Regions from separate parts of the Homo sapiens genome. Here region 2 is linked to region 1. A link is an interaction called in ENCODE POLR2A ChIA-PET data of the cell type or tissue named here. Cell type or tissue: MCF 10A. All regions are shown on one strand. Region 1 overlaps XYLT2 (xylosyltransferase 2). Region 2 has its middle 7.5 kb from the start of TMEM92.

Region 1 (2,500 bases):
CTCTGGTTCTTGCCTGTGGGAGGGGACACCCCTCCACTGTCTGTAAGGTGCAATTTCCCGGGTCCTCCACGGGTACTGGCTGGGGCCCTGCTACCTGAGTCGCCCGTCTGCTTTGACAGGCCCCAGCTCTGATTTGGGGTCGGGGGACAGAGAGCTCCAGCTGGTCAGTCTGCAGGGCTCCAGGGAGGGGCAGGGAGAGGGGCCTATGGCACACAGTCCAGCCACGGACCAGAAGCTGCTCAGTTCCCTGTCTGTCCAGGCCTCGAGCGCAGGGCCTGTGAGCTGTGTGTGCCGCTGGGCAGCCTCCTCCGCGAGCTCCGGCTGAGGCAGGTTCAGGATGCTACTCAGGCCCTGGAAACTCTGCTCCATGTACTCGTTGTGGGGTGGCCCTGCGTGCAGCCAGCTGGCATCATCTGTGGGTGCAGAGCAGGCAGTAAGCACACCCCCTGCAACAGACTCCGTGGAGGCCAGACCCAGGAGTTGGGTCTGGGTACCCCAGTTCCTGTCACAGCCCTACTTCTGAGTCACAGCTTGCTGAATGACCTTGGGCTAATCCAAGGGACTTTCTGTGCCTATAAAACTGAGTTTTATAAAATCAAGGCAGTAAGCCTTAGATTCCCAACTTTAGGATGCAGTAAAGCAGTGGGTTCAAGGCACTTTAGAAAAGGGAACAGTCTGGTTTGTGTCCCATACCCTTTCTTGACCATCATTGGTGGCTCCTAGAGCCCTCAGAAGCCTGTACTCGGGCACTTCAGCTCTTCATGCACAGACAATGGCCAGCTTTGTCCCCTTGGCTTAGAGCACCTCCTCTGACTTTGTCCTTGAGGCGCAGCCCCTGTCCCTACCTGCTGTGCATTGTTGCCATTCTTCCCTTGACTGGGAGGTCCAGGTGTGCGGGGGACACAGCTTGCCTGCCCTGGATCTGCTGCAGCCCCACCAGCACCCCCTCCTCCTCTAGGGTACCCCACCTCTTAACCACCTTCTTGTGATAGGACGTGGTGGGGGAAGGAAACACCTACCAATTGATCACCTCCTGCATACCGGCCACTTTCCCTCCAGAGGCTCATCCCTCATAGCTCCCAGGGGGAGTTACTTATACTAGGCCCTCCCTTGCAGGAAATTTGCCCAGCCTGTGTCTCTGTTCAGAGCCTGCTCCCTTAGCCTCAGCCAAATGGGCAGAGAGCCACATGACCCTGCCCACCTGGCCAGACAGTGGACTGGGATAGCCAATCAGATTTGCTGTCCCAAGAATGTGAAACCTGGGGACTAAAAGTCTCTGGTCAGTGTCTGTTGCACTGAGAGGCCATGGATGGGGAGCCAGAGCCTGAGGCCAATGCATAGAGACAGGACAGGATGAGGAACAAGATAGCCCCAGAGAGATGGAGAAAGCACCTCTGGTTCACAGTGAGGCCTGAGACATTTCCTAGCTTTGTGAAGGAGACCTCTGCATTCTTCCAGTCTTCTCCCCTTTTTAACTCAAGCTAGGTTGAGTGGATTTGTGTTGCATGAACCAGGAGGTCCCTGATAGGTGTACTATTCCAGCTTCACGTGCTAAGACTGAGGCCCAGGAAGGCCAGGTAACTTCCAAGGACAAAAAGCCAATGAACTTGTGAGAGTTATGTTCCAAACCAAGTGTGCATGACTGTAAAGCTCCCTTTTCCACCACACTGCAGTGCAGGACCCTGCATGCTACAGGAAAGAAGATGAAGGCCCCAGCCCTTCCATGCTTCCCTGACTCTAGGGATGGGAGTCAGCTCTGATGGTTGGCTTCTTGAGGTCACCTCTCTGGCGAGTCCTATTCTGTCTGGCTTCTGGGCCTCATTTGAGAACTGCACGCTTACCTTTCCTGAGAGGTAGTTTGCGGTTGAAGGTCAAGGGCAGCACAAGGAAGCGGGTCTCACCCAGCGGTTCCCAGAACTGAAGGAGTCGAACAGTCCAGGGCCCTGGCCGCAGGGGCCGGCTCAGTGGGGGCTTGTATTGCGTGACCTCAGTCTCCGTATCTACTGTGATGTCATAAGATGTGGCCACCACATAGGTTGGGTCGATCCAGACCACTGTGGCTGTGAGGTTGGGGCCCCGGGCCCAGCGCTGCACGGCCACAGGCTCGTCCAGCGGCCCCAGTAACCCCCCAAAGTTCCGGAAAAGACGCTCTTTGGGGTCCCAATCAGTGCCAACCTGTAGAGAGAGAGGCAGCTGGGCAGGAGTGTGGGGGAAAGGTCCTTCTCCCTCCTCTGAAGCTGCCTCTCACTGTGTAATCTCAGGCCAGTCACTGTCTCTTTCTGGGCCTCAGTTTCCCCATCTGCAAAATGAAGGGGTCAGACTAGGAGACCTTTAATATCTCTCCCAGCTCTGAGATTCGTTCTAGGCTTCCATTCTGACTGCTAGGCAGTGGAGGTCAGTCCCCCTTATTGGGGACAATACGGCAGGGATGAGGTTCAAAGTCCTGCCCAGAGACCATTCCCACATGAAGCCAAAGCCTCTGAGAAAGAGACTATGAGGA
Region 2 (2,500 bases), 92 kb after region 1:
CAGATGGAGCAGAGCCATGAAGGCTTGGGCAGGAGAGACTGAGCTAAGACTAGCGTGAGGGTCTTGAGAGCCCCCATGCCTGGCCTCCTTCCTCTGGGGCCCCCTCCTTCAGTCTACTGTCTGAGACCGGATCCTGTAGCCAGACGGAAGAAAGGAATTTGGTATCCTCGATTTCTAGCTCTGTTCTTGTTGGCTCCTGAAAAGAGGGTTCTGCTGCACCCTGCTTGTGGATTCCTTTGTTTCTGACCCAAATGTTACTGGGGTTGTAGTTAGACCTAAAAGAACTTTTCAGATCCAAAGGAACTGCGGATTCAGGACAACCATGGGAAGGGGAGCCCTTCCATGGTCTGGGGCTTAGACTAGAGTGGGGCGCAGGCCCAGCCTGAAGCTGTAAAGGCAGAGAATGAGTGTGAGCAGTGGGTGAGGGATTCAGGCTGGCAGAGATCACATTCTTCCTCAAATCATAGTGCCTCTAAGCAGCCACATCATCTGGTTCCCAGCTGAGGACAGACTTGGCTTTGGTTGTGTGGGAGCTGCATGTGCACATGTATGTACATTACGTGCACATGTGTGTATGCAGAGCATCCCAGCCTCCTGTGTTGATTGGCAGCTCCCACTCACACCCCTTACCCCACCGCCAGTGCCTGGCTTCCTTATCTCCGGGCCAACCTTTAGGGGGCTGGCTTCAGGATCCCCGCACCCCAGTGGCCCTGTTAGCACCTCCTCTCTCCCTTGTTAGCGCCTCACAACCCCTCTTCCTCCTCCGGCCCCAGCTGTCCCCCCAGAGAGAGGCCCTGTGGCTTGCAGCCCAGTTCTCGCCTTCTGATTCCACTTCAGCTTCTACTTTTTGAAGCTTGGTTTTTCTCCCAACCCCTAACCCCCCTGCCCTCTCCATTTCCCTCTTGTCCATGTGGAGGGGTCTTCTGCAGAACATCAGAGCCTGGGGGAGGAAGCTGGATCCCCCCACAACTGAGCACGACTTCTCTTCCAGGCTGGGGCTGAAAGGGTGGCGCACAGACAAAGTGAGCCCCTCCCCATCAGCCTTCCCTGCCTGGAGGGTGGGAGGGGGGCAGTTTGGGAGGGACCCCTGTACTAGGGGCTAAAGCTAAATCTGGTGCCAACTCTGCCCCCTCATGGGGGCAAAACCTCATTCTGTGGCAGCACTGAACGAGTGGGGTGAGGCGGCAGGGCCCCTGGGTAGAAATGTCCTTTTCTGCCTGTCCACTCCAGGCAGCTGTGCCCGACCTGAGCCTGGGTTGCTGAGTGGGACAGGGTGGTCCTGTGCCCGGAGTCAGGTTGTCAGGCCTCCAGGACTGTAGGTTTCCTCTACGGAAGGGCCCCTTCCCTGCGGGCTTTGATGTGTCTGCGAGGTTCGTGGAGGATGTTTGGCTTCAGGGCCCAGTGCCAGGATAAACTCCCTCTGCCTGCTGGGCCAAACCACTACCTCCTCCCTGCCTGGCTCTCCTGCCTCCCCCAGCCTTGGGCCTGGCCTCCTCCAAGGCTAGCACTGCCCTGCCTGCTTACTGCGGTGGGCACCAAGACGCCACTGTTACTGCTACTGGGGAGAGACCTGTGGGCAATCCTGGTCCCCAAGGCTGGCCCAGCAGTGCCTGCTGCTAGGTAACCGAGGTCCTGCTCCAGGTGGGGGATGCTGGACCCCAACTGCCAGCAGGGATGGGGATGAGATGGAGCAGGGGGGAGGGGGTGTCTACGTGGAGCTGCTTGCACAGGCTTCAGCTCTTCCAGATGTGCAGAGGTTCCAGATGTGGGGATGACTCAGCCCGGAATGAGGAGGGGTGGGCGGTGCATGGGGGAATGGTGAGCAGGGGGATCTGAGGCCCTGAGCAGCTGCCAGCTGCTGCCTCCTGTCCTCCGGAATTTGCAGCCCCTCAAAACCCCAGAGGTGGGCGAAGTGGTATTTAATAGCTGCTGGGAGCTGCCCATATGTGTGGCCCTCAAGTGTCCCACCATGTGCTGGGAAAGAGACCTCAGGGCCAGGGGCTCAGCTAGGAGAGAGAGAAAGGGAGAAAGTGGAAGGCGGGCAGAGGAAGTGGGAGGAGGACCGAGAGTGGCAGGGAGGACGGAGAGTGGGAGGGGCAGGGAGAAGCCCAGGACTAAAATGGTGGCCCCTACTTGGGCCCACTTTCAAGTGTGGCACTGGGAGGAGAGTGTATTGGTTCAGAGGACTGTGTGTGTGTGTGCGCACGTGTGCGTGTGTGCACGCATGCAAGCAAATGTGACCTTGCTGCTGGAGTGGAGGTTATGCGGGTGGAGAAGGAGCTGTGTTGGGTGAGCATTGTGTGTCTGGTGTGTGTATGCTGCGTTTGTGAGCTGGGTGCTGGATGATGTGTATGTTGGGTGTGGCAGAGTGCAGGAGCATGTTCTATACCATCTGTGTGATAGAGAAGGACTGTGGGTACAGCGACTGTGTAGTGATGGGCTGTGATGGGGAAAGGGTGTTTGTTTATGCCAAGTTACATGTGCCTTTGGATGCAGAAGG

What was found. ChIA-PET counts read pairs that join two places held together with the same protein. Peaks named below come from ENCODE experiments on the same cell type or tissue, not always from the same donor. Only the 100,000 strongest peaks of a DNase experiment are listed, where the experiment ranks them.
Region 2: POLR2A ChIA-PET joins it to region 1 with 5 read pairs; 3 of 35 experiments call an interaction of 5 or more read pairs at or near these places.

The regions. Positions count from the first base shown.
Region 1 is chr17:50,357,882-50,360,381 of GRCh38, reverse strand. It overlaps XYLT2 (xylosyltransferase 2), which reads right to left. Exons shown (of 11, transcript NM_022167.4): 10 at 1,842-2,175; 11 at 1-413. The coding sequence ends at 91. Among named protein-coding and RNA genes, the nearest start is that of XYLT2, 13 kb to the right of the region's middle. In MCF 10A, no CTCF peak of the experiment used is centred here; no DNase peak of the experiment used is centred here.
Region 2 is chr17:50,265,746-50,268,245 of GRCh38, reverse strand. No RefSeq gene overlaps it. Among named protein-coding and RNA genes, the nearest start is that of TMEM92, 7.5 kb to the left of the region's middle. In MCF 10A, no CTCF peak of the experiment used is centred here; a DNase peak (open chromatin) is centred at 1,395.